2 separate regions of the Mus musculus genome follow, and region 1 is linked to region 2. The links are chromatin contacts, found by Hi-C or POLR2A ChIA-PET in ENCODE. All regions are on one chromosome and are shown on one strand. Each heading gives the region's core, a stretch centred on a gene start or an enhancer-like site at or near the end of the contact. The rest is flanking DNA. Distances are from core to core; before and after follow the strand shown.

What was found. A loop is a pair of places that touch in the nucleus more often than their neighbours do. ChIA-PET counts read pairs that join two places held with the same protein, here RNA polymerase II (POLR2A).
Region 1: a map of T-helper 2 cell shows a loop between it and region 2 (1.9-fold over the local background). The contact joins two enhancer-like sites. A Hi-C loop is called at or near these places in 1 of 37 maps with a recorded cell type or tissue (T-helper 2 cell). POLR2A ChIA-PET finds 5 or more read pairs at or near these places in 1 of 5 experiments (Patski).

The regions. Positions count from the first base shown.
Region 1 is chr4:107,129,424-107,132,156 of GRCm38, forward strand. No RefSeq gene overlaps it. Among named protein-coding and RNA genes, the nearest start is that of Cdcp2, 34 kb to the left of the region's middle. Within about 2 kb of position 1,273, at least 1 of the 3 ENCODE cell types and tissues checked has a DNase peak (open chromatin) inside an H3K27ac peak, as active enhancers do.
Region 2 is chr4:107,014,984-107,017,847 of GRCm38, forward strand. The region is part of intron 5 of Ssbp3 (single-stranded DNA binding protein 3); the gene reads left to right. Among named protein-coding and RNA genes, the nearest start is that of Gm12786, 11 kb to the right of the region's middle. Within about 2 kb of position 1,333, at least 1 of the 3 ENCODE cell types and tissues checked has a DNase peak (open chromatin) inside an H3K27ac peak, as active enhancers do.

The sequences.
Region 1 (2,733 bases), core at 23-2,522, 110 kb after region 2:
CTTTAAAAACAAAACAAACCAACCAAACAAACAAACAAGCCTAGGGATGCCAGGATCTGAACTAATGCCCTTATGCTTGTGTGGCAAGCACTTGACTAGTGACCGAACCATCCCCCCTCACTGTTGACTTAAGTGACAGAATAGATTTCCCTGGAGACTGGGTCTGTGATCGAGGTGTTGGCAGGGCCTCCTGAGGCCTCTCTCTGCTTTGCACACAGCCATGTCCTTGCTGTGGTTTCCACAAGGTCTCTGTGCAGTTTGCATCCCCGGGCCTCTTTCTGTAACAGCAGCGTCATACTGGAGCAGCGCATTTGTGTAAGGCCTCAGTCCGCCCTGATCACCCCTTCCCAGGACTTTTTCAAACGTGGTCAATTCTGAAGCACAGAGAGGTGGGACTAACATGTAACTTTAGGGGGACACTATCCGTTTACAGACATGTGGTAAGACAGTGGGCAGACGGTGAGAGGTCCGAGAAGGGCACTGAGTAGGGCAGTGGGCCTTTGGTCCAGCCACTGGAGAAAAGGGTGAGGAAGAGGAGGAGAGCTAACTCCCCCTGGAATGCCCCCTGGAATGCCCCCCGGAATGCCCAGGAATGAGGAAGGGATACTTGCTGGGGTTGAGATGGGAAACAAATGTAGACTGTGTTCATAGGATGTTCTCGAGGGCTTGCAGCTCAGAGGCCACTTTCCAGCATAAATAAAGAAGACAGCCATTAAGGATGTAAGCTCTCTTTCAGGCGATGAGATGCCCAGACATTTAGAAATGCATAAATACCAGCCCCTTCTGTACCCTAGACCAGTAGTTCTTCTGCACGTTGTCATGACCCCTAACCATAAAATTATTTTGTTGCTGCTTCAGAACTGTAATTTTGCTAGTTATAAATCATAATGTAAATATCTGATATACAGGATATCGGATGCTCGACCTCCGGAAGAGGTCACAACCCACAGGTTCAGAACCGCTGCTCTAGAACGTTTCATCAAGTTGCCTCTCCAGTTAGGGAATCGAGGCCTGAGAGTTGGGCTTGTCTGAGGTCGCTGGGTAAGTAACAGAGTGCCTGTGAGCAGTCTTCTCAAGGGGCGTCACAGGAGCTGGGGAGAAGCCTGCGCACAGCTTAGCCTGCATGGTCACTGAAGAGTATGGGCTACATGAGCTAGTGAGCTTAGCTCCGCTGTGAAAAACAAGTAGACTGGATCACAGCCCGATGTGCAGAACAACTAGGACTCCATGATGATTCGACTAGATACCGTGGGGGAGGGGCAGGTCTTCCTCAGAGGAGACTCAGGCGTGAGAAGCAGCTGCGGGGGCGCTCCAGGATGTGGGTTGCGCCCACCTCTGTTCCCTGGCTCGGGAAAGCAATGTGGCTTTAGGGACTTGCCCCTAAGTCAGAGAGGGAAACAGTCCCCAGGGAACTCTCCTCAGACAGAGAGGCTCCCACCAGCAGGGATGCTGTGTGCTTGCTCCTGGTGGGCTGGGACTTCATTGTGCTGCTATTCTTGCCCTCAATGATCCCAGCCTAGCAAGGAGCAAATTCTCATACAAACCAGACTGAGGGGCCGTCTGCAAAGCACCCAGCTAATGTTGCCAAAGCCTGGAAAGGCTGTGGGGACAAGAAAAGATGGAAACTGCCCCAGAGCAAAGACGGCTGCCGAGGCACGAAGACTGAGTGCAGAGGACCCTGGTCCAAATCCTGGATTAGAGAGGGAACATTAACAACCATAGTAATGCACCAATAGTGGCCTCGTCATCGTCATCGTCATCGTGACAAATGTCCTACCTGGAGGATACTGACTGAGATGCTCAGTGGGAGAACGTGTTTACCACCAAGCCCCATGATCTGAGGTGACCCCTCAGATTCACTTGGTGGGAGGAGAGATCTGACTACTGAAAGTTGCCCTTTGGGTTGGTGAGATGGCTCAGTGGGTCAGAGCACTGACTGCTCTTCCAAAGGTCCTGAGTTCAAATCCCAGCAACCATATGGTGGTTCACTAACATGAGATCTGACGCCCTCTTCTGGTGTGTCTACAGTGTACTTACATGTAATAATAAATAAATCTTTAAAAAAAAGTTGTCTTCTGACCTACACACACACACACACAAATTTCATTCATTCATTTGTATATTTATTCATTTATTGTGTGCATTGGTGTTTACCTGCATATATCTGCGTGAGCGTGCCAGACCCCCTGGGACTGGAATTACAGTTTTGAGCTGCCAATGTGGGTGCTGGGAATTGAACCAGGGTCTTATGAAGAGCAGGTTAGCTCTTTTAATCGCTGAGCCAACTTTCCAGCTCATGGTTTGTTTGTGTTTGTTTGTTTGTTTGTTTGTTTGTTTTGAGACAGGGTTTCTCTGTATAGCCCTGGCTGTCCTGGAACTCACTTTGTAGACCAGGCTGGCCTCGAACTCAAAAATCCGCCTGCCTCTGCCTCCTAAGTGCTGGGATTAAAGGCGTGCACCACCACCGCCTGGCCAGCTCATGTTTTTTTAATATTAACTTTTTTTTTTTTTTTCCGAGACAGGGTTTCTCTGTTTAGCCCTGGCTGTCCTAAAATTTGCTTTGTAGACAGACTGGCCTCAAACTCACAGGGATTCATGTGCCTCCGACTCTCAAGTACTGGGATTAAAGACATGTACCCACCACCACCCAAGTATATTCTTTCTAGGGAGTTGTTTGTACACAGGGATAAATATTTCCTAGAGCAAGGGTTAGCAGAGTAAGGCCTATCCCCA
Region 2 (2,864 bases), core at 83-2,582:
AGACATAGTGTCAATGGCTGGGGAACTCTGGTGAACACTACCAGAGGGAGCTGTAGACAGGAGCTGCCCAGGGACTCAGTCCAGCAAAGGCCACAAAGAGAGACATCATAGTGAGACATAGAAACAGGTCAGGATTAGGCCGTGCTGGGCAGTTTGGGTGCAGGGTTACCTCGTGCCCCTTCAGCCCCCTCCCTGCCTGCCCTGCTGGTGCTCAGGCCCTTCATGGTGAAGCTGTCTGACCTTTTTGAAGTTGGAGAAAAGCATTCTCCCCAGAAGAGTTAACCCTTTCTGTCTTCTAGGGTGGTGTTGGCTTAGCAGGTAGGTCCCAGAGCTGCATCGTGGGTGCATCACAGATGAGGGAACCCTACTAGAACTGGACAGGTCTGCCTAGGAAGATGGTCTGGACAGCAGAGGATTGTGGCTTCCGTATGAACTACTTCTCTTTCCAGCCACTGCTCACCCTTCCACCAGGCCCAGCCCCTTCACCCCAGCCTCTTCCCAGTCTGTTGCCCATTGATTTAAGGCACACAGGTGCTATGTGAGTCTTCACTCCCCTGCCCCTAGCTTCTTACCAGGCCCAGTCATCTGCTTCTAGACTGACAGAAGGTGAGCCTGTTACTGCTGAGAAGGGTTAGGGATGAAGTGCTCCAGCTGTTGGGTCCAAGACTCAGTTGGAGATGCGGTCCTTCCTGCTTTACCCCTACCTGTTCAGTCAGTGTTCTCTGGTAGTGAGTGACTAACTTCCCACCTCTGGTTACTGTGATGGAAGCCAGCTATAGGCCCCCCAACCCCACCCCAAGAGCTACGTACCCTGGATTGTATCTAACCCTGCTGACAAATTCTTGTGTGTCCTTCGAGAGTCTTTCTACCCACTCTAGGACTTACTTTTGTCCTTCGGTTTAGTGACAGAGCCTTAACACCAATCACCTTTCCTGACCACCATCACCTCCTCCTCATAGGTCAGGCTGTGCTCATCTGGTGGCCAGCCTGGTGCCTTGTGTCTGCCCAGTGGCAGATTGACCGGCACCAGGGTTCCTAGCAACCATGGACAAAAGGTTATTCCTGACGTGCCAGGCTGCCTGAGTGACAGGCTGGGGCCTTGGCCGGTACGCCTGCCAGTATGCATGTGTTTGGACAGGTTTGTGTCTGCACACTCCAGCCATCTCCCCCCGCCCCCTGCACTCCACATGTAGCGCCGTAACTCTCACTGATGAAATGGAAAGTTGAACATAAATCAATGTCTGCCGCCCGTTAGCTATGCATCAGCAGTCAGCGCCTGGGAGACTTGCTCAGTAACAAAGCCCCCAGTGGCTCTGCAGGCTGCGACTGCCCCCTAATGCATAGCCAGCCCCAGGCCATGGAGCCCTGCTGGTCACCTCCAACACCACCTAGCTGTCTCCCTCCTCCCCTTGGTGGGCCCTACCTCTGCAGCTGTAAACTCCAGCCAGGCCTTTGCACCTCCAATGCCGGAAGGGCTGCTGCTAGCTGCTGCTGAAGGCCTGGGGCGCTCTCTCCTCCCCTTTGGACTTGCATTTTCTCTTTCCTGCCTCTGAGAGCTGCTGGCCTATGCTTCAGCTGCCTGACTATGGTATTTCCTTTCCCCAAATAAGAGTCCCTTGTGGAGGCACTCCCATTTGTGGGAACTGTCGTGTGTGGGCTCCCTCTAGCCAGTGCAGGGCAGACCCTCTGCCTGTCCTACCACCTAATCAGCAAATTGTGTGAGATTTTTCTCCTTTACAAGAAGGAGATCAGATTTGCTGAGTCCTTGTAGCAGAAGGGGTTTGAGAAAGAGAGTTCCAGTATAGTCCTGTGCAGAACACAGGTCAGGATGGCCCCCTGGGTCAGTCATAGTGTATATCCTCCCCTGGGAAGACCTAGGTCTGGCTCCCCGGATAGGATTCAGAAACAGCTGTGAGCAGGGCCTTGGGAGCCACAGGGCTTTCCTTTTTCTGGAATAGAATGTGGGCAGCACCCGAGGTGCTGTAGAATTCCTGCTGTTTCTTTGGTTGCTGGAGGGGGTGGGCTAGATGCACACATCTTCATGTTCGATAATATTGTATGCAGCTGCTGGAAGATGAGGAACAGCCTCAGGTCCGTGCTGGCAGGGTCCTGGGGAGCTCCTCCCTCTGGGACAGACAGATGCAGAGCCCCATTCCTTCTTCCTGTGAAGGGGTTATTTTTCCTGGTAGCTAGGGTTGCTCCAAAAATTCAGTGAACCTCTCTGAACCTCAATTGCTGTACCCCATATTTGGGGTTGATGGTATATCCATGACTCCTGGGACCTGTATGAAGATTCTGTGACATAATGCCTAGGAAACCCTGCCTGGTGCTGGGTGTCTGGTGCACACTCTGTGCCTGCCAGCACTTGGATGGCTCCTGTGTGCCTTCAGGCCACTTTATTCTCTGAGCTTCCTACCTAGCCAGGGGTCAGGGCTGCTTTTAGTGTAATTCTCTTGGCAGTACAGTTTTCATGGCATTGCTAAGGTTCATAGATTCTTCAAATCAGCTGATCAGCACTTAACCCTCTGGTTCCACTGGCAAGAGTTGGTGCCAGTGAAACACCAGCCCTATTTGGCCTTTTAATGAAGCAGCTTCCTAATCTCCTGCTGAAGTCTGTCCTCTTGACTTGTTCCCTCAGCTTTGGCCATTCTGATCCCTTGTTCTTTGGTCTAGCCCCCAACAGGAGTTTCTAGGGGAAGTGAAGGCAGGGAAGTAGGCTGTGGGTTCAGGAGCTTCTGCTTCTGTTCCTAGCAGGCGTGTTCGGATGAGCTTAATGGAGACCTACTCTCAGGCTCCAGGGACTGCATGGCTTTCTGTCACCAGAAGATGCCTGAGCACCTTTTGAGTTTCGTTTCTCCCTTGCC